Linked DNA regions of Homo sapiens: region 1 is linked to region 2. Evidence: chromatin loops called from intact Hi-C (ENCODE). Cell type or tissue: mammary epithelial cell. All regions are shown on one strand. Links, peaks and the distances in the headings refer to the core of each region. The heading gives the core; the rest is flanking DNA.

Region 1 (15,904 bases), core at 2,992-10,991, 150 kb before region 2:
GAGAACACGGAGGTGAGAGGAAATGCTGGAGATGAGCAGGATGGCATCCAAGACCACGCACTCCCTGAGAACACGGAGGTGAGAGGAAACTCTGGAGAGGAGCAGGATGGGATCTGAGACCACGCACTCCCCGAGAACACGGAGGTGAGAGGAAACTCTGGAGAGGAGCAGGATGGGATCTGACACCACGCACTCCCCGAGAACACGGAGGTGAGAGGAAATGCTGGAGAGGAGCAGGATGGGATCTGACACCACGCACTCCCCGAGAACACAGAGGTGAGAGGAAATGCTGGAGATGAGCAGGATGGGATCTGACACCACGCACTCCCCGAGAACACGGAGGTGAGAGGAAATGCTGGAGATGAGCAGGATGGCATCCAAGACCACGCACTCCCTGAGAACACGGAGGTGACCGGAAACTCTGGAGAGGAGCAGGATGGGATCTGACACCACGCACTCCCCAAGAACACGGAGGTGAGTGGAAATGCTGGAGAAGAGAAGGATGGCATCTGAGACCATGCACTCCCTGAGGCTCACCAGGAAGCCTGACTCGGCCGAGGAAAGACACGCTGCTCAGGGCCTGGGATGTTTCTTCTGAGTGCAATGGTACAATCGTCTATGTTTGTGTTTTTTTCTCTATCATAAAGCTGCTGTTTTTAATGTTAAAAAACCTCATGGGTTTTTCTGTGGGACACAACAGAAGACAGGATTCGTAAATCTAAAACCACGTAGACAGGAGGCATCTAGCCTGATGTACAGAGAGGAATGAAAAATAGAACACATGACAGAAGAGACGTGCAGGTTACAGCCACACACACTCACATATGCACATACACACGGGCGCACACATGCACACACTCGTACGCACGAATGCATACACACATGTGCACACACACACAAAACTGAAGTCTCAGGGAGAAGAGGGAGAACAGGGGAAAAAATAGTAAAAAAAAAAAAAATGGCTAAGAATTTTCCAAAACTGATGAAAGATGCTAACTCCCAGATTTGAGTTCTGTATATTCCAAGAAAAATACGTAAAAAGAAAATTACATCCAGGCACAGCACAGACTGCTGAAAACCAAAGATAAGGAGAAACAATTTTAAGACAAAGAAAAAAGACCCATTACCTTCAAAGGAGCAACAAATAACAATGAACATTGAATCTTTTTTTTTTTTTTTTGAGACGGAGTCTCGCTCTGTCGCCCAGGCTGGAGTGCAGTGGCGCGATCTCGGCTCACTGCAAGCTCCGTCTCCTGGGTTCACGCCATTCTCCCGCCTCAGCCTCCTGAGTAGCTGCGACTACAGCCACCACGCCCGGCTAATTTTTTGTATTTTTTAGTAGAGACGGGGTTTCACCGTGTTAGCCAGGATGGTCTCGATCTCCTGACCTCGTGATCCACTCGCCTCGGCCTCCCAAAGTGCTGGGATTACAGGCGTGAGCCACAGCACCCGGCCTGAACACTGAATTTTTAACAAAACACATGGGAGCCAGAAGACAGTGGAGCCCATCTTTAAAGTTCTGGGAATGGCAAAAATCATCCACCTAGAATTCTGTCCTGTGCAGAATAAAGGCGAACTAAATTTATTTTCAGACAAACAAAAGCTGAGAGAACTTACGGCCAGTCAAAGCATAACCATGATACAAAGAAATACTTAAAAAAAAGTTATTTAGCTAAATGAAAATCAGCCCTCATTGGAGCATGAAGCTGCAGGAAGGAAGAGCATCGGGATGGGTAAAGTGAAGCAAACACTGATGTCTAGGAACAGCGAGTCAAGACACCGTTGGGGCACACGGTACCTGTGTCTTGCGTGCTTACCTGTGGAAGGGAGGCGGACGAGAGCAACAGCATCAATGGCAGGGAACTGGCAGATGGGAGGGACCTTCTCAGGGTCATTGGCTCATTCAGGAAATGCTAATGAACTCAAGGGCATGTATGAAATCTCTAAGGCAACACCCAAGAGAATAATATTAAAAGATATTACTAAAACTCTAATACAAGAGATATAAATAAAAAAATTGATCACTATCAGAAAGCAGCAAAAGAAGAATAAAGGGAATAAAAACATGAGATGGGCACGGAATCCGCCGTACGCACACGCACCTTAAATGTGAGGGCCAAACACTGTAACTGAAACACAGAACTGGCAGCTAGAGAAAGAAAAGGAGTCCCGAGTATATGATGTCTCTATAAGGTGCGCTTTAAATCCAGTACAGTAGAAGGAGGGAAGAAGATGCATTATGAAAACGCTGACCAAAACAGCAGCAGTGTGCCTGGATTAGTATCAGACAAAATCCACAGAAGGCAAGAAGTGAAAAGGAGAGGCGAAGAGAAATAGTTCATAATAATGACAAGGTCAGTTCGACAGGAAGATAAAACAATCCTAAATTTGTAGGCATCTGACAAAATAGCCCCAAAACACGTATAGCAAAAACTCACATAACTAAGAAGAAAACACATGTTCATGATCATAGCTAGAACTGTTCACAGGCCTCTCTCAGTAACTGAGAAACCAGGCTTAAGTCAGTCAGTAAGGGTACAGGAGCTCTGAGCAACAGGATTAGTCAATGTCACCTGACACACACAAAACAATGTACCCAACAACTCAAAATACATTCTTCTCAAGTGCACAGTCTACATTTACCAAAACATATCCTGCGGCAGGCCGCGGGGCGAGGCTTCACAGTTTCAAAGGACTGGGATCACAACGGACACGCTCTCTGATCAACAACCAGGTGAGCACCTTGGAAGCTGAGCCCCAAGCCCAGTTAAACCTTCAGAGGAGAGCAGCTCAACCCACGGCTGACTCCAGCCTCACGGGAGACCCTGACCAGCAACGCCGGCTGAGCTGCTCCAACGCCTGCCCTCAGGCGTGAGAAATGGCAAACGTCTGCTGCTCCAGCCGCTGGGCCGCAACAGGTCACTGACACCTTTTCTAGCTTCCTGAATGGAAAGCTTAGGTGATAAATTTCACGCCCTTCTTCTCTAATACATGGGTTTGGAAGTGATGCATTTCTCTCTAAGCACCAGTTAAACTCTCGGAAAGTACGAAGTGCAGGGCGCAGAGACCCATGAGACAGAAGACAAACAGCAAATCCAGTGAAGCCAAAACCTGGGGCTTTTGGAAAAGAGGAACAAAATTGATAAATCCATAGCAAGAATGATGAAGAACACCAGGTCAAGAATAAAAGAGGGGACATTATTACGGATCCTAAAGATACTGAAAATAAGAGGAACTTTATGCTGATACATTGCACAACTTGGATGAAATGAGGAAACTCACTGAAACCATATTTACCAAAATTAACACAAAAATAAACAAAGTCTGAATAGTCTCACCTCTGTTAAAGAAATCAAACCAAAGATGTTTTCAAGATCCAAGCAAACACTCAGCACAAGAGACTAAGTCACACAGAATCTACACAGCCTGGGCAGACAGAGCATGAAATACGGCTGATCTAGCATGGGGAGGTCTGCAGACCCTGCCGTGTCCCTGGGGTGGAGTCCACTGAGTGGCAGCCTGAGTGGTAGCAACCAGGAAGGGGTCAAGGCTGAAAGGAGGGCCCCGTAGCTGGGCAGGGAGCAGGGGAAAGGAGGGCCCCCAGGGGAAAGGAGGGCTTGTCACTGGGCAGGGAGCAGGGTAACCACTCCCCCGAAGCCCTTTTTGGCTGTCACCCCTCCCTCCTAGCCAAAGGTGGTGCTGCAGGGACTTCCGGCTTGGCGGGAATCGGGTGACCTGGTCTCCTCTCCCACACTCAAATAACTAAGTGAAGGAAAGCTGTGAGTACTTTTGTAACAAGGGCTCCAGGACAGGAGAGAGGCAAGTGCCTGAGTGTGAGCACTCTGTCACATGGCTTGGCGGGAACCTGCAGGAAGAAGGGAAGGCGAGACCACGTGCTCACAGTGTCCTTTCTTTTAATACGGCTGAAATCTTCCACAGCCTCAGGAGAGGGACGTGGACCTGTCTAAGGAAAACAACAGGCTGCGCGAAATCAGCCCTCAGGGTAACACTGAACCTGGCGCTCTTCCGGCACCACACAGGAGGCGACGCCCGGGAAAGAAGACTGAGCGGCTCCTGTCTGAAGACGTCTCCATCAGTCCAGCCACCTGGTGTCACTGGTATCTGCGAACATTTCCTGATTCTCCATATTTTGTGTTAAAAAATGTATTTTGAGGCTGTGCTGCCGGCAGGCCAAGCGAAAGGTTTCCAGTGAGGGCCGCCCGTCGACGATCTTTGTTCAAGGTTAATCCCAATTTTAGCTTCAATACTTCATCCTGTAGCTCTGTGGCCTTATGGGAGACAAGGAGGGGGAGATGTTAGAAAGGCTGGCAGGACTTAGGGCGTCACCACGTCTCTGGCTCAGATTCCACGTGGGGCCCAGGCCATGTGGGCGTCAGCAGAGCCAGCCCCGCTGCCCCGGGGCCCCTGCAAGCCGCATCACGGCGCGGTCCCCCCTGCAATGGGGCCCAGCAGCCTACTTCCAGCCGGCTCCCAGGCCTTCTACCTCATGAGGACACCACCCTCTGCAGGCACACACATGGCCACTCATCCTGGTGTCCCCACGGCCCCACCCAGGTGTCCTGTGCATCTGCACAGGTCAATGGATGAACAGAGACTCAGGGCATCGTCCTGTGGGCAAAGGGAAGGCTGATGCCACACCCCGGGCAGTGTCTTGGCAAGCATCACCACAGCCAAGACCACACCTTAGAGCCGTAACTGTCCTGGGAAGCAGATGGGGCCACAATTGCCACCCCCACCCCACAGACACAGAAGCTGTGGATCAGGGGTTCCTACAGGAGAAGGAACTTGCTGAGCGTGAAACCAGGGGCAGGCTTTCTGTTCCAAACCTCATGGTCCACGGCCAATCCCCTGGGCAGAACAAAGTGAGGCTGAGGAGGGCACTGCGGGGGGCCCTCAGGTGGATAAACTGAGGAGGGGATCTTCCCGTTCCTGCCCCTCAGGCCCTCTGCAGAGTCCCAACCTCCCCCACTCCAAGCACAGGAGCCCTGGGCCACCCGGCTCCCGTCTCCCTCCCCGGCTTGCCTTGCTGGGGGCACAGGTTGGACACTACCTCCAGTGCAGGTCCCAGGAGACCCCTGCAGCCTCCCCGCCCCATACAGACATAATCACAGCAGGTCCCTGGAGCCACTGCACCCCCTCACCATGCAGCCATATCACAGCAGGTCCCTGGAGCCACTGCACCCCCTCACCATGCAGCCATAATCACAGCAGGTCCCTGGAGCCACTGCACCCCCTCACCATGCAGCCATATCACAACAGGTCCCCGGAGACCCCTGCAGCCTCCCCCGCCCCCATATCGTAACTGTGGGCTAGAGCAGCACTCACGGCTCAGCTCTGCGACTTGGTCAATGTTACTTGTTACTGACCCAGTAAGTAGTCATTGATAACGAATTTTGCTTCCCATAGAAACCTGTATTCCCTGTGGGATTCATAACTGCCTCCTTTTAAAATGTTTGTTTTCTACATCTGTCATTACATCCTCTCAAACTGTAAACCTCTCTCGACATCCTCCTCCACTGGCCAAGTCCTCAGACTGACCTGGTCTCCCTGTGGAGACCCCGCCAGGCTCCTCTCACAGTAGGGGGCGGCCGGGGGCTTCTGGGTCAGCTCCCTTTCTTCTGGAACTCTTACCTTCCTCTCTCAGCATCTACTCCCTTGTTTTGATAGAACAAATTCTACAGTAGCTTCTGGAGAAAGACTCTCTAGATGGGAAGCAGCATTTTGAGTCTTTGCGTATCTGAAAACGTCTTATTGTGTGCTGACCCCTGACCTTGCAATGGGAGTACCGAATCCCGGCGCCTGCTGAGGGCAGTGCCATCACCGCGACCAGCTCCCTCCCAGTGCCTGGTTCTGTGTGATCCTCTCCCCCCGCCCTCCCTGGAATCTCCGTGGGTCCGTCCTGCTCTGGTTCGGGATGCTGAGCCATGGTGCCGGCATGTGTGGGCCCTTCTAGCAGGAAGCACGTTGGTTCCTTTGTGACGAGCCCTCCTGCACCTTCTCCCTCCGTCTGCTCTCGTCTCTCCTGCTGGAACCTGCCGGAACCTGCCGGATGCTTCGCTCTGCTCAGGTCGTCCTCTAACTTCCTTTCCTCTTGTCCCATCTGTTTCCCACCTCCCCTTCCTGGGGGATTTATTCATCTACTAATTTAATTTTTTAAATTTTTTGCCACATATTAAACTTTGCCTTGGGAGTTCTTCTGGGTTACCTGAGTGTTCACTTTCTACAACAGCTTGCTGGGTTTCATGGCAGCAGACTTGTCTATTCCTACGGGGGGATTTTAATTCTGGCTTGTCATTTTTAAGTGTCCCCTAATGTTCGCATCCATTCGAAGCTCGCTCCCCAGCCGGCTGGCTTTGGCCTCTCCCTCACCTTGGGGCTTCCCTCAACAGCTGAGGAACCTCTCGTGACTGAGGCCCTGGAACGAGGCTGAGATCGGGGTGTCGGTGGTGGGCTGCTGGCTGCTCAGTGCAGGCTGGGGCTGTCTAGGGTACGCCCAGGTGGCTTCTGTCTTGGTTGGCTGATATCTCAGACAGCGCCATGGAGCTGGCCAGCCCTCCTGGTCGGTTGTGCACCTGACCTTCTGCAGGTCTCTTTAGGCCAAACATGGCTGCTGTCACCACTGTGGTGCCTGGTTGGTCAGCTTATCTAGAGGCAGCCCTGGCTCCTGCTGGGTAGGCTGGAGGAGTCAGTGGGCTGGGCAGAGTAGGGAAGCAGACCCAGGGCCCTGGCGTGACCTGTATAGACTCCGCTTCCTTTTTGTTTTTTGAAATGGAGTTTCGCTCTTGTTGCCCAGGCTGGAGTGCGATGGTGCCATCTCAGCTCACTGCAACCTCTGCCTCCTGGGTTCAAGCGATTCTCCGGCCTTTGTCTCCTGCGTAGCTGGGATTACAGGTGCACACCACTGTGCCCGGCTAATTTTTTGTATTTTTAGTAGAGACGGGGTTTCACCAGGTTGGCCAGGTTGGTCTCAAACTCCTGACCTCAGGTGATTCACCTGCCTTGGCCTCCCAAAGTGCTGGGATTGCAGGCGTGAGTCACCGCACCCCGACCCCCACTTCCCATCCTTCTGTGGTTGGTTTTGTCTTCCTGTGCTTTTCAGCTGGGATTGCAGGCGTGAGCCACCGCACCCCGACCCCCACTTCCCATCCTTCTGTGGTTGGTTTTGTCTTCCTGTGCTTTTCAACTGGGATTGCAGGCGTGAGCCACCGCACCCCGACCCCCACTTCCCATCCTTCTTTGGTTGGTTTTGTCTTCCTGTGCTTTTCAGGCTCTGGGGCTGCATCACTGTGCATCTTTGCTGGCATTTTGCTGGGCAGGCCCTTCATGCTGCACCACTAGGGGGCTTCCTTCGTGCAAAATCGTGCTGGCCTCCATATGTGCGAGGACAAGGGCTCACCTGCCAGCCCCCAGACGACAGCAGCTGAGACCAGGTGGAGCAGTGTGTCTGAGAGGACAGCACCCCCACCAGAGACAGACTCCTGCACACTGGCTCTGCAGCCCTGGCCCACGGCCTCCACCTGAGGGCTGAGGTGGCTGCCCCTGCTCCGGCCATCATGTTTGCATTCCAGCCAGGAAGGGAGGGGACAAAGCTCAGGAAGTTCACATTCATCTTCTGCTCACATCCTGCCGGCCGGAACAGAGCCACAGGCCAATGTCTGGCTGCAAGGGAGGTTGAGAAACGTGGCCATTTGTGGGGCAGCCTGTGCCCAGCTGAGACGTGGGGCTCTATTATTACAGGAAAGACCCTGGGGAGGGGGAGCCTCCTGACAAGCAGGCAGCCTCCTCTCCATTTCCTCATCCTGAGGAGTGAAGGTCGTTTTTGCTCCCTTTCCTGTCATTCTGGTGGCTTCTGGGCAGAGTAGAGATAAGCCTATGTGCAGAATGGGCCGCGTTGACCTGGAAGGGCCACGTCTGTTGGCTGGTTTGCTTTCAGCATCTCCTTTTCATACCTCTGGGCTTTCTTCTCTCTCTGCCCTGACCCGTCCACCCTGGTCCTCTAATCACATGCAAGCTCCTGGCTCATGGGCTGGACTCCAGTCCCTCCTACTTCCCCCATTTGGCATCCCCTTCTCCCACAGGCCAGGCTCCCGGGTGCATGGGGGGGTGCTCCCGACGCACGCCATGCCACCGAGGACTCCTTGCCAGCGCCACGCCATGCGCGGCACTGCGCAGATGCCTTGAAGGAAACACGAGGGGCCGGGGAAGAAGCCGGGAGAATGAGACCCTCTGCTTCTAGAGGTGCAGTGTGAACTTAGATGGTTCTCTGCCTGGGACATGCCAACTGTCTCACGCACATGCGTGCCCGCCTCCATACGGCAGGCTGGTGGGCCACACAGCCACGGAGCCAGGACTCGTCTCTAACGCTGCTGCGGGGTTTGCTCAGGACCTGCTCTAAGGAAAGACACACTCTTCTGGCAAAGCCCGAGACTTCACCTGCAGGGAGGGCTGGCATGATCGTCTCACCAGGATTATACAAATAGGTTCCCTACTGAGTCTAAAGAACACAGTACTTTCTTTTTTGCTAGTGGGCCTGTGTAGGCAGCAGAAAAAGGGAGGGTCATTTGAAATGGACTGAGCCTACAGGAGGTCCAGGTACTCAGAAGGCAAATTTCAGAAAAAAGCATAATTAAGATCGTTTCCTAAACATGCGGCCATCAGGCGGCACGGAGCCTGCCATGCTGTTCTGGTCTGTCTCAGGGACCCCTCTCCCCTGGCCCACCCGCCCGGCGCTCTGTGAGAGGCAGCGGGACAGAGGAGAAGGATGGCTGGAGCTTGTGGACAGCCAACACCACCTGTCTCAACACAATTCACCTCCTCTAGGGCAGGATCAGCTGCTTCCCAGCTCATTCTTGGGAGTTTTAAAACCCCTTCCTCTGGCTCTCCCAAGCCAGGACTGAAGTGAAGGGACCCACCTCATGGGCATCCTCTGGGCTCAAGGGCTGCAGGGAGCCTGTCATGGGAAGTTAGCGGGTGTTTATGTCCCTGTCTCCTGGGCAGGGTGACATAGCACATCCCTCCCTGGATCTTGGCAGTAACTTGGAGTTGGGCACACGACAGGAGCCGGTGCTGGTGACGTGAACCCTTCATCAGGAACTTCACATGAATTTTTTTTAATCACAGAGAAACACGAGACAGGCATTAAAGCACAAGGCGAATTCTGTGGCAATTCATGTCCCCAAGAAGACAGTGCAGTATTTGGACCTTGGCTTTGCATTCAGACCTACCCAGGTTGGACTGAAAGCTCCACCATTTACAGTGTCACCGTAGGGCCAGTTGTGGCACCTCCGTGAGTCTGGGTTTTCTGACCTGTGAAATGGGTGGCACCGCCTTCCTCCTAGGTGGCACGAAAGTCAATGGAGAGACAGGTGTGGCTGGGGCAGGCATTTGAGACCAACCGCCACAGTGTCCTTCTGGGTCATTCTCTTTTGTCTCATGGCCCCACTGCTCTGCATGTAACCAGGGCGGGGGAGCACGGGAGAACAGTGGGGGACACAAGAGCCAGCTCTCAGGTTTCAGATTTCCAAGCAGACTTTAAAAAACCCGGACTTGATTTTTCTAGAGCAGCCTTCATCCCACACTGGAGTGGTCCACTCGATGCGTGCACATGGACACACTGTTACCACCACTCAGAGTCCACAGTCGACATGCAGGCTCATGTGTGGGGTGGCACAGTCTGTGGGGTTTAGACAAACGCATCATCACATGGATCCAACAATACAGCATCATGAAGAGTAGTTTTACTGCCCTAAAACCCTTTTGTGTTCTGCTGATTCACCCCTCAATATCCTACTACCCCCACCCGGGCCACCATGATCCTTTCACCATCTCCATCTGTGTACGGCCTTTTCATGCTGGCATGTCGGCTCCCCCGTGTCTTCTCATTGCTGACGGCTCATTTCCTTTCAGTGCTAAGCAACGTTCCACTATCTGGATGTTCCAGTTTATCCAGTCACCTGCTGAAGGACACCTTGGGTGCTTCCAAGTTTTGGCAATTATGAAAAAAGCTGCTATGTCTGTGTGCAGGTTTTGGTGTAGACATAAGTTTTCATCTCCTTTGGGTAAACACCAAGGAGTGTGATTACTGGATTGTATGATGAGAGTGTGATTAATTTTGTAAGAAACTGTCAAGCTGTCTTCCCAAGTGGCTGTACCATTTTCTATTCCCAACAATTAATGAGTGTTCCTGTTGCTCCACGTCCTCACCAGCATTTGGTGGTGAGTGTTTTGGATTTTTTGATGGTGAATCTCCTTAACTTGCATTTCTGATGACACACAATGTGAAGCTTCTTTTCACATGCTGATCTGCCATCCATGCATCTTCTTTGATGAGGTGTCTCTGCAGATTCTTGGCCCATTTTTTAACTGGCTTGTTTGCTCCTTTTTGTTGAGTTTTTCAGAGTTCTCGGTATATTTTAGATAACATTCCTTTATCGGGTGTATCTTTTCCAAATATTGTCTCCCAGTCTGTGGCCTGTCTTATCCTTTTGGCAGTGTCTTACATAGAACAGAAGTTTTTGATTGTAATGAAGCCCGGCTTATCAATTATTTCTGTCATGGATCTTGCTTTTGGTGTTGTATTTAAACATCATCACCATACCCAAGGTCACTTAGGTTTTCTCCTATGTTATCTTGTAAAAGTTGTACGGTAACACGTTACGTTTAGGTCTATGATCCATTTTGAATTAATTTTTGTGGAGGGTGTGAGGTCTATGTCTAGATTCTTTTTTGTTTTTGGCAGTTGTTCCAGTACCATCTGTTGAAGACTACGCTTTCTCCACTGAGTTGCTTTTGCTCCTCTGTCATATCAGTTAACTCAGTTAACTATATTTGTGTGGGTCTATTTTGGGGCTCTCTATTCTATTTGTCTATTCTTTTGACAATATCACACTGTTATTGTAGCTTTAGAGTCTTCAAGTTGGGGGGTGTCAGTCCTCTGACTTTGTTTTTCCATCAATACTGTGTTGGATATTCTAGGTCTCATCCTCTCCATATATGCTTTAGAAACAGTTTGTCAATATTCACAAAATAATTTGCTGAGATTATGATTGGGAATGCATTAAATCTAAAGTTGGGAAGAACTGACTACCAACAATATTGAGTCTTCCTATCCATGAACATGGAATATCTGTCCATTTATTCAGTTATTTCATTAAAGTTTTGTCGTTTTCCTCATATAGATTTTGTATACATTTTGTTAGATTTTTACTTAGTACCATTGTTTTGGTGCTAATTTAAATGTTATGGTTTTAATCTTAAATTCCACTAGTTAATTGCTGGTACACAGGAAGGTGACTGACTTATGTATATTAACCTTGTATCCTGTAACCTTTTCTATAATCACTTATTAGTTTCAGGAAATTTTTGTCAATTCTTTGGGATTTCCTACATAATCATGTCATCTGAGAATAAAGACAATTTTATTTCTTGTTTCCCAATCTATATACCTTTTGTTTCCTTCTCTTGTCTTCTTGAACTAGCTAAGAGTTCCAGCATGAGGCTGAAAAGCAGCAGTGAGAGGGAATATCTTTGCCTTGCTCCTGATCTTAGTGGAAAAGCTTCTAGTTTCTTGCCATTAAGAATAATGTTAGCTGTAAGTCTTTTCTGGATGTTCTTTAACAAGTTGAGGAAGTTCTCAGCTTATCCTAGTTTGCTGAGAGTTTTTATCATGATAGGTGTTATATTTTGTCAGATGCTTTTTCTGCATCTATTGATAAAACCAACTGATTTTTCTTGTTTAGCTTACTGATGTGATGAATTGCATTGGCTGATTTTTGAACGTTGAATTAGGGTGTGTGATTGCTTTTACACATTGCTGGATTTGATTTCTGAATGTTGAGAATTTTTGCGTCTACATTCATGAGCGATATTGGTCTACACTTTTCCTTTCTTGTAATATCTTTGTATGGTTTTGGTATTAGAGTAATGCTGGCCTCAGAGAATGAGCTAAAAAGTTTTCTCTCTGTTTCTGTCTTCTGGAAGAGATTATCGAGAATTGGTATAGTTTCTTCCTTAAACCTTAAATGTTTGGTAGAATTCACCAGTGAACACTTCTGGGCCTGTGATTTCTGTTTTGGAAGGTAATTAATTATTGATTGAATTCCTGTAATAGATACAAGCATATTCATTTCTTCTGTAAGTTTTGGCAGATGTTGTCTTTCAAGGGATTAATCTATTTCACTAAATTTATCAAATCTGTGGCTAGAGTTGTTCATAATACCAAATCGACTTTTGTGTCCCTAATGTGAAGTGATGGGTTAAGACACAGATGTTTTGCAGCCCTAAGAGGCAGGGTTTGGGTGTCCAAGGACAAGGTCATACTCATAAACGATGGATTTAGAAAGAATAAGAGTTTATCTAAAGGCAGATACAAACTCCTTGGGCTGAGGAGGAAAAGAGTCTCAGAAGTGGGGTCCGAGTCAGGTTGGGTGGGGTCTCCATGAAGTGGCTCCACATCCTGCCCTCATGCCTCCTCTCTCCCATCTCCGGCTCTAGGAGAGAGGGAAACAGCGGAAATGGTGGGAATGGAGCCTGCAGATGGGGTGTGGGGACAGGAAGGCCAGGGTTGCTTCCTCCCCCGTGACAGTGCTGCGTGCTCTGGGGGCAGCCCCGATGCAGCTCGCACCAGCCTGACCTGTGTTCGGGCATGGTACACTGACCTGGAAGAGGCCACCAGCCAGGGGCCTTGGGTAGCTTGAGAGGACAGGCCAGAATCCTTATGGCTGCAGGAAGGGTGGGGACACGGGTATCCAGGTTCACTGCCAGGGACAGCAGCTGTGTCCTTCTACAGCTGGATGGGCTGGCCAGGCAGCAGTTCGGGCAGCAAAGCACTTTCCTTCATTCCTGCGTCTCTCCCACAGCCCAGGATACTCCAAGTACCAGGAGGTGGGCATCAGCGTATGCTGAGTGAATAAACAGCACTGGCGGTGGCTGAGAGGATGGTTAACATTCCAAATATATAGGAGCCACTTCCGTGAGCAGTTCTGCTTAGGAGGCTCCTGGTCAGGAGGCCTTGGATCCCCATGAATATCGGCCTCCCTACATAGACACCGAGCGTGTCAGCCATGGTCCGGTGGCCTCAGCCAGACCCCTCTCTGCAGTGACGCCCCTCATGGCCCAGCCCTGGGCCCACAGCCTGGATCAGCTGGGTGCAAAACCTCAAGCAAGGACCCCACAGACATGTGGAGAGGACTGGTTCCCAGTCCCTGTCAGCAGGCTGCCACTCCTGCCATCAGATTCCCAGTGCTGAGATGCCAAGGCCCGCCATGTGGCCTGGCACATTTGAGGGCTCAGCCCCTCGGCTGAAATGTTTTCCTTCTCATGTGACCAACTGTAATTCTGGGAATTTCTACACCTCATAAGACACATTCCACACAGTCCCACGGTTTTAGAGAGCGCATGCTCTGAAGAGGCACAGTGAGTTCTCTTTATTTTTAATAAAACAATGTTTTAGGCTGTGCACAGTGGCCCAGCAATTTGGGAGGCCAAGGCAGGTGGATCACTTGAGGCCAGGAGTTCGAGACAAGGCTGGCCAACATGGCAAAACCCTATCTCTATTAAAAATACAAAAATTAGCCGGGCATGGTGGTGTACACTTGTCCCAGCTACTCGGGAGGCTGAGGCAGGAGAATCGCTTGAACCTGGGAGGTGGAGGCTGCAGGGAGCCGAGATTGTGCCACCGCACTCCAGCCTGGGTGACAGAACAAGACTCTGTCTCAAAAAAACAAAAACAAAACAAAACAAAAAACACCCCACACTTTTTTAAACAGAACCAAGAAATCCTTACAATTTCCAGATCCTCGGCAGCCTTCCTCATCTCCTCCAGTGGGGCCTGGCCATGGAATCTTCTTTGCTCACGCATTTGGAGGACGTGCTGTTTTATCTTCTCTTCTAAATTTCTCTCCTGCAGGGCACTGAGAAACAAAGGGCAAAGAGGGAAATGACTTGACACATTTACTCTCATCCTAGCAACTCCCGCCATAACCAGGGAGAAAGCATGTGCCTTTCTTCCCAGACCAAACAGCGGTCCTGAGGCTCCCGCACAGCTGTGCCAGTTACTGTGGCGCTGCCCTGGGCCTCCCCGGCACCCACTCTCCTCCAGACTCACGCCGGGGGGCCTGGGCTGCCTCTCCCATCCCTTCTTCAGTAGTTCAGAAGCTGCCAGAACACACACTATTCTTATTTAAAAACCTCAAATTGATTTAAGATATGACACATTTAGGACACTGCACACTGCACCACATGAAGGGAAAAGCAGGTTTCTGTTCCCACATGGAATACACGGTTTTCCTAAATCCTTAAACAGACAAACAGAAAAGTGTATTCAATTATGATTTTAAACATATTTTCTGTTAGCACTGGGGCTCAGGGGTTTGGGGTTCCTTTAATTTTAAAGACAATGACTCAGGGTGGTAGAAAGAGCTGGGGATCTGCTGCAGGTGAGCTGTGGGGTGGCGGGGTCCACTCCAGTCTGCGTGAGTGTGGGGCCCCAGGGTGTGGGCGTGGAGGTAGATGTAAGGGTGGGTGTAAGTGTGGGTGGGTGTGAGTGTGGGCGTGGAGGTAGATGTAAGCATGAGTGTAAGTGTGGGCGTGGAGGTAGATGTAAGTGTGGACGCGGACTGCATGAGTGTGGGGCCCCACGGTGTGGACGTGGGTGTAAGCGTGGGTGTGCAGGTAGATGTAAGTGTGGGTGGGTGTTAAGTGTGGGCGTGGAGGTAGATGTAAGCGTGGACGCGGACTGCCTGAGTGTGGGGCCCCAGGGTGTGGACGTGGGTGTAAGTGTGGGTGTGGAGGTAGATTTAAGTGTGGGTGTAAGTGCGAGTGTGGAGGTAGATGTAAGGGTGGGTGTAAGTGTGGGTGGGTGTAAGTGTGGGTGGGTGTGAGTGTGGGTGTGGAGGTAGATGTAAGCGTGGGTGTAAGCGCGGGTGTGGAGGTAGATGTAAGGGTGGGTGTAAGTGTGGGTGGGTGTAAGCGCGGGTGTGGAGGTAGATTAAGTGTGGGTGTGGTCATGGGTGTGGTGTGGGTGTTGGTGCGGGCGTGGGTGCATGCGCCACTGTGAATACAATGGCACACAGTCTCACTCAGCCTCTCCGAAGACCCTCTTACTCCCAGCAGCAGGGTTTGTGCCGGTTTTGCTTGCTTTTCAGAGTAACTATGGAAAAGAAAGCATGATGTCCTCTGGAGTTCTACAGAACAGAGCCCTCAGGTCAGGGCATGCCCTGTGTCAGCGCCTCAGACTCCAGCTTTTACTGTGCCCAGGGTGATGGGGGGTTAGCGGGCCACTGTGGTCTGCTGTGGGCTTTTTAAAGGCCAAATATGGCAGGTAAACTCCCTGGAGGATGTAAGAGAACATTCAAATGTTTGAGACGAAATGGTTTTAGTCTAAGCCATTTTCACGAGGTTGGGGAGTTAATACAACCTAGTTGGCCTTCGAGATTTTCCCTAAACACTGTCAGCCTCCAGGAGGAACAAATTCTGCAGGAACAGAACATGCCCTTTGTCACCCACATCTCATCCCACCTCACCCTTCCTCCAGGTTTCTTACATCGCAGCCGGGATCCAGGGTACGTTAAACTGAGTGGGGAGCCCCCTGGCAGACGTACGCTGAGCAGCAGGGCCGGGGCCAGGCCCTGGGCCTTCCAAGCTCAGGCCCCACGGTCTCTTCTGCTCTGGCCTCTGAGTGCAGTGAGGCGCTTTCAGTGAGAGCCACAGCGAGCCTGGTGCAGGCCAGGAAAGCACGGGGGCACCGGAGAGCAGTGCTCATGCCCTGGGGTCTCCAGTGGTCTCCCTGAGGCCAGCCTTGGCTTCCCAGGACGCCTGGGAGGTGCGAGGGAGGGGCCCAGCTGAAGAGTCGGCATGGGAAATGCCTGGACAAGAAGGTGTGTCC
Region 2 (15,904 bases), core at 3,909-11,908:
GCTGTGAGGGATCGAGGCGTTTCCACCAGGGTCTCCAGGGAGGCACCATGGCCACTCACCCTGCACTGCCAGTACCTTGCATGGGGCTGGCATATAGGAAGACTTGCAAGCTTTTCTTGAACTGCAGTTGAGCTGAGAATGTTCCAGGACACAGAGCCCAAAGACTCGGGAGACCTGAGTGTAACCCTGCCTCCCCTTGCTCCTCAGGGCAGCTCCTCCCACAGGGCCAGGCCAGGGGCTTGGACTGTGGCTGATGGCTCCACCATCCAGGCAGTTTGTTTCCCAGGTGGGGTAACAGGCTGGAGGCAAGTGGATCTGCTGCTTTGTTCTGGTGGACAGCAGAGCCGTGGGTGTGCGAGGCCAGGCCCTGTCTCGAGGTGGCTCTTCTGTCCCTGCTCCCTGGCTGTGGGTGATGGGATGCGTGTGACGGGGAGAGCAGGCTTGGGTCACAGGGCCAAGGGGCTGGTCCCAGATGGAGCCCAGGCCACATGCTTGGGAAAGCGGGTGGTCCTGGGTGAGCCTGTCTGGCAGGAGGGTGAGGTCCTGTCTGGAGTAGACACCCGGTCTGTGTCCGCCGCACATGTGACAGGGCCCAGAGGGCACGGGAAGCCCAGGTGCCCTGTCCCCTGGTGAGTGGGCTGTGGGGGTTGAGCACCCCAAGGGAAGGCGTGTTCTTCCAGAGATTCCCCCGTAAGAGCTGAGCTGCATCGTGAGCAGGAGGGGCAGAGGGAGCCTGGAGAGGGTTGGGTCGCCTGGGCAGGCAGCTTTCTGGGGTGGTGCACAAGCGACAGAAAGCCTGAGGCTTGGGACCGGCTGAAGACGGCCTTGGGCTGCGGGTGCTGGCGCCGCTCCAGGCAGAGGTGGGCTCTGCAGCCCCCCCCCCCCCGCCAGCTTCCCCCCCAGCAGCAAGAGCCCTGGCCCCAGCCAGTGGCCCCAAGCCAGGCTCCTGAGGGGCAGAGGGTGAGGGCCGGATTTTCCACCATATTTGTCTCACAGCCTGTCTGGTCCCAGCCCCAGGGCAACAAACAGCCTTTCTGGAGCAGTTTCCAGACCTGCAGTGGCCGCCTTGAGCCTGCAGTGACCGTCTGCAGGAGGCCGCGGGTGCTGGGGCTGGCGCAGGAAAGCACCGTTGCTTCTGCGCCTGTGCAGAGTGAGGCTGGGGCTTCCATCCCGGGCACGGGACTCCTCGGCCTCCTGCGGCCGTGTGCATGGGAGGAAGGCCGTGCTGCCGAGCCACGCGACTCTGCCCCGTTGGCAGTGGGAAGCGGCAGGAGGGGGTCCTGCCAGGGGCAGCCAGGGGCTGCTGCAGCTTACGCTCACTGTCATTCTGAAACCCTCAACTGGCTTTCAAAATAACAATTTAAAAAATGGTCATAGGAAATGCAGGAAGTTCAGGAGAAATCCCGCCCCGCCCCGCCCTCCCAAGGCGGCCTCGTTCAAGCTTAGTCTCCGTCTGTTCTCGGGCTGCCTGCAGCTGCCCCCGCTCCTCAGCAGGTGTGGCCGCGTGTTCAGGAGCCCCCATCAGCACACGCGCCTCTGGGCAGCCCCCAACACAAGGCTCTTCCTGTCCCTTCAGGCTCAGCTTTCCCCTCCCACCGGGCAGGGAGGTGCTGAGGCCACGCCTGTTGTCAGCTTCCTGGAGAGGCCATACTTAGAGCCCATGGTGCCAGGCCAAGCCACTGTCTCCCGCACCACAGTGCTGCAGCCGGATCCACCCAGGCCACCGCTTGGCACCATCAGACATGCTTTCTTAGTTTGGGCCAGCCCGGTGCTCTGTGCACAGTGTGACTCCCAGTGGCCCCTTGCGGGAGGGAGGGTCACCGCTTTGCTTCACAAAAGGACTGAGTCTCAGGGAGGGGTCTCCAGTAAGGGCCCCGGAGCCAGGATGTGACTGAGACAGGTGCCTCCAGGGCCACACACTAACCAGTACAGGAACCTCTGGGGGCAGAATCATGGCCTCCAAAACACCCACATCCAAATCCCAGAACAAACATGTTACCATTCGTGGCAGAGAGGAATGAAGATTGCAGATTGAATTAAGGTTGTTAATCATCTGACTTAATTTTTTTAGAGACAGGGTCTCGCCCTGTCACCCAGGCTGAGTTCAGTGGTACAGTCGTGGCTCACTGCAGCCTCAACCTCTCAGGCTCAAGCAATCCTCCCTTCTCAGTCTCCTGAGTAGCTGGGACTACGGGTGTGTGCCACCACGCTTTCCGGGCATGCAGCCAGGAGCCCAGGGCCATCTGTGGCCCACCTTGAGATCCAGAATCATCCATTTCCTCCAGGCCCCCTGCTGGGCTCCAACTCCTTGAGGACCAGAGAGCAGAGGTTGTGGAAGGCCTTGGAAACGGGTCTGGATTACCTGTCCTGGGAAGGTCTCTCCCAACCTGAGTGTCAGACAGGGGTTAGCTCTGCTGCTCACAATTTTGTGCCTTAATTCCTGGCTTCCCTTTGGGGATCTTCATCCTCAATTCTGATTGACATCCTTGGCCACAAGGGACCCCCCTGCTCATTGATGCTTCTCACCCGTCACCTCACTCTCATCCTCACTGCTAAGCAATTAGCCGTGTGTTTGCGGCATCAGTGTTGACACCGATGATCCATGCTCAGAGGGTACAGGCCTGAAGAGCTATGTGGGGACTGGCGCCCCGGAGGGGGTCCCACTGTGGTGGCAGCGGTGGCCCCCAAGCCCCACGCTCACTCTGTGTGTCTCCTTGCAGGACAGGGTGAGGGGCCTTGGCCTCACGGTGTTGAGACGGGAGTCGGTCTCTGGAGTGTGGAGTGATGTGCGTCCAGGGTGAAGCTGCAGCCATGGTTGATGAGGCTTCCTGAGCGCAGGGCTCTGTGCTCAGTGGGTTTTCGCATTCATTCCCCAGTACCCCTCCGGGCTGCTTGCTGCTCCAAGCCCTGGAAAAGGATGTTGGGGTTTAGGAAGGCAAAACTCCATGCCCAGGTCGTGGCTGGTGAGGGGCGCTCCCCGCACAACCAGCCACTGCTTGGCTCCAACTCACGCCTGGATGCTGTTAGGCTGGACCCTGTCTGTTTGCAGATAGCGCCTGTTGACAGATGTGTCCTGCTGCAGACTTGAAACGCAGGACTGAGTCTCAGGGAGGGGTCTTCACTAACAGCCATGGAGCCAGGATGTCACTGAGACAGGTGCCGCCAGGGCCACACACTAACCAGTACAGGAACCTCTGGGGGGCAGAATCACGGCCTCCAAAACACCCACATCTTAATCCCCAGAGCAAATATGTTACCATATGTGGCAGAGAGGAATGCACCTGCCGCGTCTAGGAGGCAGAGGGGCTGCGGCGCGTCCCCAGGTGTCCCCTTGTGTCCTGACGATGCGTCCCCAGGCATCCCCATGCATTTCCAGGTGTCCCCACGTGTCCCCAGGCGTCCTCAGGCGTCCTGCCGAACAGCCCTGTGCCCTCCAGGTGTGCATTGTGCAGAAGCGGGACACGGAGAAGATGTACGCCATGAAGTACATGAACAAGCAGCAGTGCATCGAGCGCGACGAGGTCCGCAACGTCTTCCGGGAGCTGGAGATCCTGCAGGAGATCGAGCACGTCTTCCTGGTGAACCTCTGGTGAGCCTGCCATGGCCTCGCTGCAGAAAGACTTACCGTCCTGAAGCCGGGAAGGCACTGGCTATCCTCTCCTGCCCTTGGTGCTCCTTGGCCCTCGTGCCTCGGAGATGCCTCTGCCACCCACAGGCCCTCTCTAGCCCTCCTCATCTATCCCCCTTCCTGTGCCCCAGGCCTGGCAGTGGCCCAGGTGGCCATGACATGCTGGGGTTGGTTAATGCAGTGTCTCTTCTGAGCCTGCCGGAAGACCAGGGCTTCCCTACAATGGAGATGTGCTCCCATGGAGTCTCTGGCACTAGTCAGAGAGGGAGAGAGTTTAGGGACTGAAAAACTCACCACTGTCATCACCATCACCATCACCACCATCATCGCCATCACCACCACCATCACCACTGCAACCATCATCACTCTCATCACCGTCATCACTATAATCAACACAATCACTATTGTCACCACCATTACCACCACCACCACGACCACAATCACTGTTATCACCATCACCACCACCCTCAGTCCTCACTACCGTCATCCTCACCATCACCGTCACCACCACCACCATCACTGCCATCGTCAACACCATGGATGCTGGTTGTTAAATGCCAGCTCTTTGCCCAACACTGTCAAGAGTGGTACCTACACGGCCTCATTTTCTGTAACAACCCTCCGAGGCAAATGTCTGTATCCCCATTTTACCGAAGAGGAGGCCGGGCAGCCTGAAGCACCCGGAGCTGGCACTGTAGCTCTGCTCTGCATTTGCCACTCCCAGGTGCCTCTGGCCCCAGCTGGGCCACCTCCAGCACAGGGTGGTGTGTCTTTCCTCAGGATCTGGGCTCAGAGCTGCTCTGGGCTGGGGTGCAATCAGTGCCTTGGGCAGGCCCCTCCTCCTGGGAATGCCTGGTGGCTGATGCTGGGGTGGGGCTGTGGTCCTTAGGGGGAGTGTGTCAGCTGTGGGAGCAGCCATGACTGGCTCCCCAGCTGTGCGCACAACAGGCCTTCCATCGGTGCCCACAGGTACTCCTTCCAGGACGAGGAGGACATGTTCATGGTCGTGGACCTGCTACTGGGCGGGGACCTGCGCTACCACCTGCAGCAGAACGTGCAGTTCTCCGAGGACACGGTGAGGCTGTACATCTGCGAGATGGCACTGGCTCTGGACTACCTGCGCGGCCAGCACATCATCCACAGGTGTGTGCGTGGCAGACGGCGCAGGTACCTGCTGAGGTGGGCGGGGCTGAAGCAGCCTTAGGTCAGGCTGCCGGCACGGCGGCCGTACTCCCTCAGAGCGGGTCTAGCTCCTCTGCCCCACCCTTGCCTGAGTGCCTGCCCCCAGCTGTGGCACCTGTGCCGACCAGGTCAGCCCCATAGCTGTGTGCCTGGTGTCCATCTGGGGGGACCTCGTCCCAGCAGCCCCAGCTGAGACTGGGCACAGTGGGCTGTTAGCCCTGGTGGACAGACCACCAGGCTGGGTCACAGCAGGTGGCCTTCACCTGGTCCATTTAACTGAAGGCTCCTGTTTGCCCATCCACCACATCCCAGGGAATCCAAACTAATTTTAACATTAGCTTAAAGCAGATGAAATTAGGAAGCAGAGCTGGTGTGATGGCTCTGAAAATAAAATTTAAAAAAAGAAAATAGGAAGCAGATTATGAAGGAAGTGAAATTGGGAAGCAGAAATTAGGCTGAAATTCCGCAGCAATGGAACAAAATGAAAATATCTGTGAGGTATATTTTAAAGTCGAATGGACTGGTGTTTGCATTTCTGCTCTTGGGGACTCGGATGTCTGATTATGACCTAGGCACCAGTCACTGAGCACTGGCTGTGTACCTGGAAAAGTTGGGACAAAGCAAGAGCCGAGGTGGCTTGGTCTCCTAGAGGCCGAGTCTTGGAGGGGGAGGGCAGACCCTGCCAGCAATTGCTCTCGTCCTCTGGGGCTCCAGGCCCCCTCCCAGCATCTGGTGCCAGGTGTGTGCTGCTGCCCAGATGCCACAGGGAACGAAGTGGCTGACTTCATCGCCTCTGCCCCCACGCAGGGGTGTGAGGTCCTAGCATCATCCAAGGACCAAGTCAAGCTCCCAGGCCTCTGCCTCGAGTGGGTTGGTGGGATGTCCTGGGGACTCCAGGGATTGTGACAGAGATTCCAGGGCAGAAACAGGGCAGATTCCCAACTCACCTTCCCACTTTCTGCTCTTTCTAGAGATGTCAAGCCTGACAACATTCTCCTGGATGAGAGAGGTGTGTGGGGTTGGGTGTGGGCAGCCCAGGTGGGTGGTGGCAGGGATGGGCCTGTCAGGGGAGGAGGATCCTGCACGCAAGGATGCATCTCTGGTCCTGGGACAGCCACACCTGACCCCTCTCTGCACAGGACATGCACACCTGACCGACTTCAACATTGCCACCATCATCAAGGACGGGGAGCGGGCGACGGCATTAGCAGGCACCAAGCCGTACATGGGTGAGCCCGAGCTGGGGTTCCAGATGGGAGCTGGCTTCCTCCAGGTGGGAAGGACAAGACCTCGGTGGCTTCTCTGTCCCACCCTGGAGGCAGCCTGGTCTCGGGATGTGGCCTCAAGGTGCCGGCCCTGTGCCCACGGGTCCGGGCTGTGACCCCGTGGCAGCTGTTTTTCCTTCTTTCTGTCGGAAAGCTCCGGAGATCTTCCACTCTTTTGTCAACGGCGGGACCGGCTACTCCTTCGAGGTGGACTGGTGGTCGGTGGGGGTGATGGCCTATGAGCTGCTGCGAGGATGGGTATGGACCCCCTGCAGCCCCTGGGCTTGGCTGCCAGGCCCCTGCTCTCTGCCCCCACCAGTGCTGGGGAGGGGGTGGCTGCCCCAGTGTCCAGGTGCGCAGGGATGTCTCCACTGTGTCTGAGGAGTCACGCTTTTATCGAAGTGTGTAGTTGGTGATGGAATGCCTGAGCAGGAGGAGGAAGGACAGACTCACTGTGGTTTCCCGGGGCCGCTGCTGGTGCCTGCAGGCCAGCCTCTGTGGGGGTGGACAAGGCTGAGAACTGGCCAGCAGGGGTGCTGCCTCGGAACTTTCCACAAAAAGTTTCTTTTGGGGCCCTGTGCTCTTACCCTTGTGGCCACGGCGAGGCCAGTCCTGGAGACCGGGAGGCTGGGGGTCCTCTTGTGGACCGTACCCCTCAGCCCTGCACAGGACCCCACCTCTGAGGAAGCCAGCTCCCTCCTGGCCCTCTGGGGCTGATCTACCTGGACCCAGGCCCCCTGGGATCCCAGCCAGATGGGCGCAGCAGCCAGGGCGCAGGACCCAGGCGTAAGCTTTATCTCACCCAGGCTCCTCCGCGGCAGGTGGAGGCCAGGCTGTGCTCAGAGCTGTGCCTGCACTTGGGGTGGGGGGAGGGGGTCCTCTCAGGGCGATGGCACCTGTGTCTGGCATTGTTCTGGGTGTCCTGGGGGCCAGGAGGACCTGCCCAGCACTGCCTCCCTGTCTCCAGAGGCCCTATGACATCCACTCCAGCAACGCCGTGGAGTCCCTGGTGCAGCTGTTCAGCACCGTGAGCGTCCAGTATGTCCCCACGTGGTCCAAGGAGATGGTGGCCTTGCTGCGGAAGGTGAGCCCCCATCCCTGAGCCTCCTCACCCTCCGAGCACCCACCTCCCTCCCTCACTTACCTGCGGCTCGGGACACCCCCTCCAGTGCACAGTTAGTGCCGCTTCCTGGCAGGCACAGATCCCTTCACTGCAACCTGTGGGGGCCTCCGCAGATGGCAGCCCCAAGCCCCAGGAAGCGAGCTGGTGGCAGGCTCTGTGGCCCTCTCATGGCGAGCCCTACCAGGTCACTGGTGTCCTGGTGATCCCCTGAGCTGCGTCTCCAGGCACCCTCACAGCAGGCTTGTGCGCCCGCCCTGCCGGTCACCACAGAGGAGCCCTGAGCCACGTCCCCTTGTCCCACGTATTGGAAGGAGGGTGTCGGGTGGGTGGGTTCAAGCCCATGCTATCTCCGGGACCCTTTGCCCCAGTGCCTCCTGGGGAAGGTGGGCAGCCACTGCCCACTGCAAACACCTCTCAGGGGACATCAGCCTGGCAGGGACACGGGCAGGGGTGTGGCCATCAGTAGTGCCTCCCATTTGTGATCTGGTGCTAGGCTGGGGCTGTGCCTTGACTGGGCTGCACAGCTCCCTGTTCCGAGCCTCGCATTAACACCATAGGGGGTTCGGAGTCAGAGCCAGGCCCAGGCAGGACAGGGAGGGGAGTGAGTGTGCCACACGGGCCCGGCTGCCTCCCGGCCCCCGTGTCTCAGGCAGGTGGGGCCTCCTGCCCTGGAATTGTAGCCAAGCAGCCTAAATCCTTGGGGAGGCCTTGCCTGCCGGGGCCTCTCCCCAGCCCCGAGAGTCTCTTAACTCTGCTGTAGCCCCACGAAGCTCAGTCACACCTGCCCAGGTGGCTCACAAGGTGGCACTGGGCTAGAGAGGGCCTGCGTGGGGACTGGGGATGACCCACACGCCCAAGCCCAGGTCTGGGAAACCTCGCACGGGGTCTGGGTCTGCGGCATTTTCCCTGGAAAGGCGGGAGGTGCCAGCGCTGGGATGTTGCTTCCCAGGCCATGCATGGCTGCCCCGGGCTCATCTGGCCTGTGGAGGTCCCATGATTCGGTGAAGGAAGTGGCTCTGGGATAGTTACTGTGAGGCCAGCCATGTGCCGAGTGTTAGCCGCTAGCCGGGCCTCGGCTGCCACCTCCTGGCAAATCCCAGCAGAGCCTTCCCTGCAGATCCCTCTGCTGTCCTCTGGCGCCAGGGGTTTAGGTAGCAGCACTGAGAACAGGCGTCCCTTGGGCCACATGCTGAGCCAGCCACGGTGCTTTGCCTGATGTCGGCCGTCGGCACCACCCTTCCTCGCGTGGCCCTGAGGTTCCTGAATTCTGAACCTCAGGCTTGGTGGGACCCTCCTCAAGGTGCCCTGGCCTGGGGGTGGCGGGCTATTCCGTGCTGGTGGGCTGTGGGCCCTGGACCCTCTGACTCATGCCTGGTTGCAGCTCCTCACTGTGAACCCCGAGCACCGGCTCTCCAGCCTCCAGGACGTGCAGGCAGCCCCGGCGCTGGCCGGCGTGCTGTGGGACCACCTGAGCGAGAAGAGGGTGGAGCCGGGCTTCGTGCCCAACGTAAGCCTGTGGGCGGCTCAGGTGGGGGGCCCTGGGGATGGATGTGGCGTCCTCCACGGGCCGGGGCTCAGCACCCATCCCTCTGTAGAAAGGCCGTCTGCACTGCGACCCCACCTTTGAGCTGGAGGAGATGATCCTGGAGTCCAGGCCCCTGCACAAGAAGAAGAAGCGTCTGGCCAAGAACAAGTCCCGGGACAACAGCAGGGACAGCTCCCAGTCCGTGAGTGCCAGGGCAGGCTCAGGGCGCGGCGGCGGGCTGGGCTTGGGGCTCCTCTCTACCACCGAGCAAGGCGTGTGGGGACCCCTGGCAGCGCACACGTCTCGGAAGTCCAGCAGACCGTTTCCTGAAGTCCTGAGAAGGCCAGAGACCTCCCTTCTGCCTTTCCCAGCCCCCACCTCGCTCCTTATGAAGCAGGTGGGCAGGGACAACCAGGGCTGGGGTTATGAGTGCACGGGGATGGCCATGTGAAGCCTTCGTGCTTGCCCAGGTGTGCTGGTGTTGGTTGTGTGTGCGGGGACGGCTATGTGAAGCCCTCACACTCGCCCAGGTGCGTCAGCATCAGGTATGTGTGCCGGGACAGCCATGTGAAGCCCTCACACTCACCCAGGTGCGTCGGCATCAGTTGTGTGTGTGGGGACGGCCATGTGAAGCCCTCACACTCGCCCAGGTGTGCTGGCTTTGGTTGTGTGTGCAGGGATGGCCACATGAAGCCCTCACACTCGCCCAGGTGCGTCAGCATCAGGTGTGTGTGTGGGGACGGCCATGTGAAGCCCTCACACTCGCCCAGGTGCGTTGATGTTGTGTGTGCAGGGATGGCCATGTGAAGCCCTCACACTCACCCAGGTGCGTTGATGTCAGTTGTGTGTGCAGGGACAGCCATGTGAAGCCCTCAGACTAGCCCAGGTGTGTCGGTGTCAGTTGTGTGTGTGGGGATGGCCACGTGAAGCCCTCACACTTGCCCAGGTGCGTTGATATTAGTTGTGTGTGCAGGGATGGCCACGTGAAGCCCTCACACTCACCCAGGTGCGTTGATGTCAGTTGTGAGTGTGTGCAGGGATGGCCACATGAAGCCCTCAGACTCGCCCAGGTGTGCTGGCTTTGGTTGTGTGTGCAGGGACGGCCATGTGAAGCCCTCACACTCGCCCAGGTGCGTCAGCATCAGTTGTGTGTGTGGGGACGGCCATGTGAAGCCCTCACACTCACCCAGGTGTGTCGACATCAGTTGTGTGTGGGGGGACGGCCATCTGAAGCCCTCACACTCACCCAGGTGTATCGGTGTCAGTTGTGTGTGCGGGGATGGCCACGTGAAGCCCTCACACTTGCCCAGGTGCGTTGATATTAGTTGTGTGTGCAGGGATGGCCACGTGAAGCCCTCACACTCACCCAGGTGCGTTGATGTCAGTTGTGAGTGTGTGCAGGGATGGCCACGTGAAGCCCTCAGACTAGCCCAGGTGTGCTGGCTTTGGTTGTGTGTGCAGGGACGGCCATGTGAAGCCCTCACACTCGCCCAGGTGCGTCAGCATCAGTTGTGTGTGTGGGGACGGCCATGTGAAGCCCTCACACTCGCCCAGGTGCGTCAGCATCAGTTGTGTGTGTGGGGATGGCCACGTGAAGCCCTCAGACTAGCCCAGGTGCGTCAGCATCAGGTGTGTGTGCCGGGACAGCCACGTGAAGCCCTCACACTCGCCCAGGTGTGCCGGCTTTGGTTGTGTGTGCGGGGACGGCCACGTGAAGCCCTCATGCTCACTCAGGCATGCTGGTATTCTGGGGCTGCCAGGACAGGTGACCACGAATCAGGTGGTTGAAGAACAGCAATGCGTCTCTCTGAGATGGATCTGAGTCGTAATGAAATGGTCTCCTTCACAGCCGGCTGTGCGTGAACTACTCTGTCTCCTGCAGCTCCCCTGTCTTGATAATTGGCTGTCTAGGCAGCGGGTAAGGTGAACCCCTTGGGCAGTTATGTGATGATCTCAGTTTCTGTAAATCGGAAGTCCAGGCATGGTGCAGCTCTGTTCCCTGCTTCGGGGTCTCACCAGAATGTGAGCTAACATTGAGGTCGTGGCCTTGTCAGGTGCAGCTCTGTTTCCTGCTTCTGGGTCTCCCCAGAGTGTGAGCTAATATTGTCTGAGGTCGTGGTCTCATCAGGGATTTGACAGGTGCTGTGGTTGAAATGTTTCCCTTAAAACTCGTGTTGGAATTTGCTTCCTATTGTGATGGTGGTAGAGATGGGACTTTTGGGGGCTGATGGGGCCACGTAGGTTCTTCCAGCATGGATGGGGTTAATGCTGTTGTAGAAGGGTGACTTTAGTCCTCTTTTGAGTCTTTGATCCTCTGCTATGTGAGGACGTGGTGTTCCCAATGTGGACGTGGTTCGTGTTCCATGTGAATGTGATATTCACAATAGAGCATCAACAGGCTCCCTTTTAATCAGCAGATTTAAAAAGAAATGTGTTGTCTCATGGCTTGGAGGCCTGAGTCCAAAGTTAAGATGTCAGCAAAGCCGTGCCCCCTCTGAAGGCTCTCCGGGGAGGAAAACCAGTCCTTGCCCCTCTACCCTCCGGTAGAGGCTGCCTTGGCCTAGACGCATCCCCCCAGCCCCTGCTTCGCTGCCGCGTGGGGTCGGCCTGTGTGTGCGTCTCCATCTCCTCCCCTCTTCTCATAAGGACACCAGGCATTGGATTTAGGGCCCACCCTGATCCAGTATGGCCCCATCTTATCTTGATGATATCTGCAAAGACCTCACTTCCAAATGAGGTCACATTCACAGGTACCCAGGATTAGAATTTGAGTGTGTCATTTTTGGGGACACAGTTTGGCCCATACCACCAGGATGTGGCTGATATTCACCAAGGAGTAGCTATGGTTGTGTGTTGATGTCAGGGTGACGGTGATGACCCTGGGTCCCTCGGTGGTCCCCTTGCCCCTGAGTCTGCCTGAGCCTGTGGTGGATGTCCTGGGAAACTCTTGTGCCTCAGCCCCCGTGCAGCCTCCTCAGACCTGGTGGGCCCTGTGTTGCTCCTGGGCAGAAGACGGGTGTCAGTCCCCTCCTCACCATGATGTGGGGGGCAGGGGTGGGGTCATGCCCTGGGTGCCCTGATTTTGGGGGGAACACGGCCCCCCAGTGGGTCAGGCTCCCATCCTCGCCCCTCCTCCAGGACGGCTGCCGGCAGCCCTGGGTGTCCTCAGGCAGAATTGCTGGTGGAGAGCTGCTGTCTGCCAGGTGGCCACTGTGAGGCACTGCTGAGAGCCACAGGATGGTTGGAAGGTTCTCGGGGTTGGGGGTTCTTTGGCATTGCCCCCATTGGATGTTTAAGTTTTCCCTACCAGAGCATGTCCAGAGCCAGGGCTCTGGGGTGTAGAAACAGGCCCAGGATGAGTTAGGAACCCTCATGGGAGACTCAGGGATGGACAGTGTGCAGAGCCCAGCTGGCCATGCTGAGTTCCCAGGAGGCTCTGGCTGGGAACAGGTAAGGCCAGGCACCTGTGAGCGGGAGGAGCTCGGCTTTGTCTTGGGTTGGTTGTGTGGAGATGTTTTGGCTTGAGGGTAGGAGGTGTTCTGAAAGGAAAGCATCACTCCAAAAAAAAAGTCCCACTGTTAACCTTGAGGCTGAGAGAGGTTTTTGGAAACAGCTTTATTTTGATATAATTCACATTCCATGCAATATACAGTGCATCCATGTAAAGCATATAATTCCATGGTTTTTAATATAGTCACAGGGCTGTGCATTCTCCACCACAATCTGATTTTAGAACCTTTTCATGTAATGTAAGAGAAAGACCCCACCTATTAGCAGTCATGCCCCATTCCCCTCTTCTCCCCTCCCCTGGCAGCCACGAAGCTACTTTCCGTCTCTGTAGGGTTGCCTGTTGTGGGCGTTTCATGGAAGTGGAGTTACACACTATGTGGTCTTTGCAGCTGGCTTCTTTCACTTCGCAGGATGCTTTTGAGGCCCGTCCACGTTGTAGCCTGTCAGTGCTTCATTCCTGTTGATGGCTGAGTAATATTCCACATATGTATCACCTTTCCTTTATCCAGTCATCAGTTGATGAGTATTTGTTCTTTCCACTTGTTAACATTTTTCATTATCATGAATAATGCTGCTGTGAACATTCACATACAAGTCTTTGTGTGGATATGTACTTTTATTTTTGGGGGGCACATACCTAGGCATGAACCCGCTGGGTCATATGTGACTCTGTGCTTCATGTTTGGAGGAAACACCTACCCTTTTCTACAGCAGGTGTGCCATTTTATGCCCCTACCAGCAGTGTGTGAGGGTTCTAATTTCTCCATATATTTACCAAGTCCTGTTATTGTCTGGTTTATTTTTTAAAAAATCATAGTTATCTTAGTGTGCAGTGATTGTGTGGTTATGGTTTGCATTTCTCTGATGATATTGAACATCTTTTGAGGTGTTTTATCAGGCATTGTGTCTAGAGAAATGTCTATCCAAATGTTTTAAAATTTTTATTGTCTTTTTTTTAGTCTACTCTGACAATATATTTTAATTGGCATATTTATTTTACTTTATTTTTTTTTAGAGACAGGGTCTTGCTTTATTACCAAAACTGGAGTGCAGTGGTGCAATGAAGGCTCACTTCAGCCTTGACTTCCTGGGCTCAAGTGATCCTCCCTGCCCCAGCTGCCAGAATGGCTGGAACTGTGGGTGTGCACCACCACACCTGGCTCATTTGAAAAAAATTTTGTTGTAGAGACAGGGTCTCACTATGTTGTCCAGGTTGGTCTCAAACTCTTGGAGTCCTCCCACCTCAGCCTCCCAAAATGCTGGGATTACAGATGTGAGCCACTGTGCCTGACCTAATTGGTGTATTTTAGACCATTCACATTTAAAGCGACCAGGGAGGCTGAGGCAAGAGGACTGCTTGAGTCCAGGAGTTTGAGACCAGCCTGGGCAACAAGGTGAGACCCATCTGTATTAGTCTATTTTCACACTGCTAATAAAGGCATACCTGAGTCTGGGTAATTTATACAGGAAAAAGGTTTAATGGATTTACAGTTCCACATGGCTGGGGAGGCCTCACAGTCGTGGAAGGCAAGGAGGAGAAAGTCACATCTTACATGGATGGCGGCAGGCAAAGAGAGAGCTTGTTCAGGGAAACTTTTGTTTTTAAAACCATCGGATCTCATGAGACTCATTCACTATCATGACAACAGCACAGGAAAGACCCGCCCCCATAATTCAATCACCTCCCACCAGGTTCCTCCCACAACATGTGGGAATTGTGGGAGTCACAATTCAAGCTGAGATTGGGATGGGGACAGAGCCAAACCATATCATTCTGCCCCAGCCCCTCCAAAATCTCATGTCCTCACATTTCAGAACCAATCATGCCTTCCCAACAGTCCCCCATAGTCTTATTTTGGCATTAACTCAAAAGTCCACAGTCCAATGTCTCATCTGAGACAAGGTAAGTCCCTTCTGCCTATGAGTCTGTAAAATCAAAAGCAAGTGACTTCCTAGATACAATAGGGGTACAGGCACTGGGTAAATTCAGCCATTCCAAATGGGAGAAATTGGCCAAAACAAAGGGGCTACAGGCCCCATGCAAGTCTGAAATCCAGCAGGCCTGTCAAATCTTAAAGCTTCAAAATGAACATCTTTGACTCTATCTCTCACATCCAGGTCATGCTGATGCAAGAGTTGGGTTCCCATGGTCTTAGGCAGCTCTGCCCTTGTGGCTCTGCAGAGTACAGCCTTCCTCCCGGCTGCTTTCGTGGGCTGGCATTGAGTGTCTGTGGCTTTTCCAGGTGCATGGTGCAAGCTGTTGGTGGATATACCATTCTGGGGTGTAGAGGATGGTGGCCCTCTTCTCAGAGCTCCACTAGGCAGTGTGCCCCAGTGGGGACTTTGTATAGGGGCACCAACCCCACATTTCCCTTCTGCATTGCCCTAGCAGAGGTTCTCCATGAGGGCCCCACCCCTGCAACAAACTTCTGCCTGGACATCCAGGTGTTTCCATACATCCTCTGAAATGCAGGCAGAGGCTCCCAAACCTCAATTCTTGACTTCTGTGCACCTGCGGGCTCAACACCACATGGAAGCTGCCACAGCTTGGGGCTTGTACCCTCTGAAGCCACAGCCTGAGCTGTACCTTGGCCCCTTTCAGTCATGGCTGGAGCAGCTGGGATGCAGTGCAGCAAGTCCCTAGACTGCACACAGCAGAGGGACCCTGGACCTCGCCCATGAAACCATTTTTTCCTCCTAGGCCTCTGAGTCTGTGATGGTAGGGGCTGCCGCAAAGGTCTGTGGCATGCCCTGGAGACATTTTCCCCATTGTCTTGGTGATTAATATTCAGTTCCTTGTTGCTTATGCAAATTTCTCCTCAGAAAATGGGGTTTTCTTTTTTTTCTCTCTTTTTTTTTTTTTTTGAGACAGTCTTGCTCTGTCACCCAGGCTGGAGTGCAGTGGTGCAATGGCGGCTCATTGCCACTGCAACCTCCGCTTCCTAAGTTCAAGTGATTCTCCTGTCTCAGCCTCCCAAGTAGCTGGGATTACAGGCACGCACCACCACACCCAGCTAATTTTTGTATTTTTAGTAGAGAAGGGTTTCACCATGTTGGCCAGGCTGGTCTTGAACTCCTGACCTCAGGTGATCTGCCTGCCTTAACCTCCCAAAGTGCTAGGATTACAGGCGTGAGCCACCGTGCCCAGCCAGGAGTTTCTTTTCTATTGCATTGTCAGGTTGCAAATTTTTTGAACTTTTATGCTGTTTCCTTTTTAAAATGGAATGCCTTTAACAGCACCCAAGTCACCTCTTGAATGCTTTGCTGCTTAGAAATTTCTTCTGCCACATACCCTAAATCATCTCTCAAATTCAGAGTTCCACAAATCTCTAGGGCAGGGGCAAAATGCTGCCAGTCTCTTTGCTTAAAGCATAACAAGAGCCACCTTTGCTGTAGTTCCCAACAAGTTCCTCATCTCCATCTGAGACCAGCTCAGCCTGGACTTCATTGTCCATATCATTATCAGCATTTTGGTCAAAGCCATTCAACAAGTCTCTAGGAAGTTCCAAACTTTCCCACATTTTCCTGTCTTCTTCTGAGCCCTCCAGATGGTTCCAGCCTCTGCCTATTACCCAGTTCTAAAAAGTTGCTTCCACATTTTCAGGTATCATTTCAGCAGCGCCCTACTTTACTGGTACCAATTTACTGTATTAGTCTGTTCTCACGCTGCT

What was found. Peaks named below come from ENCODE experiments on the same cell type or tissue, not always from the same donor. Only the 100,000 strongest peaks of a DNase experiment are listed, where the experiment ranks them.
Region 1: it touches region 2 in a loop (6-fold over the local background); 4 of 110 quality-filtered maps call a loop at or near these places.

The regions. Positions count from the first base shown.
Region 1 is chr10:132,363,451-132,379,354 of GRCh38, reverse strand. LRRC27 (leucine rich repeat containing 27) reads right to left here. Exons shown (of 11, transcript NM_030626.3): 10 at 13,805-13,931; 11 at 1-4,289. The coding sequence ends at 4,113. Among named protein-coding and RNA genes, the nearest start is that of PWWP2B, 26 kb to the left of the region's middle. In mammary epithelial cell, for the core only: a CTCF peak has its summit at 7,327 (motif pointing right); no DNase peak of the experiment used is centred there.
Region 2 is chr10:132,215,662-132,231,565 of GRCh38, reverse strand. It overlaps STK32C (serine/threonine kinase 32C), which reads left to right. Exons shown (of 12, transcript NM_173575.4): 3 at 3,438-3,589; 4 at 4,598-4,771; 5 at 5,782-5,819; 6 at 5,950-6,039; 7 at 6,230-6,333; 8 at 7,043-7,159; 9 at 8,580-8,705; 10 at 8,794-8,925. Among named protein-coding and RNA genes, the nearest start is that of DPYSL4, 37 kb to the right of the region's middle. RefSeq lists an enhancer at 1,234-1,313. In mammary epithelial cell, for the core only: a CTCF peak has its summit at 8,299 (motif pointing left); a DNase peak (open chromatin) is centred at 8,275.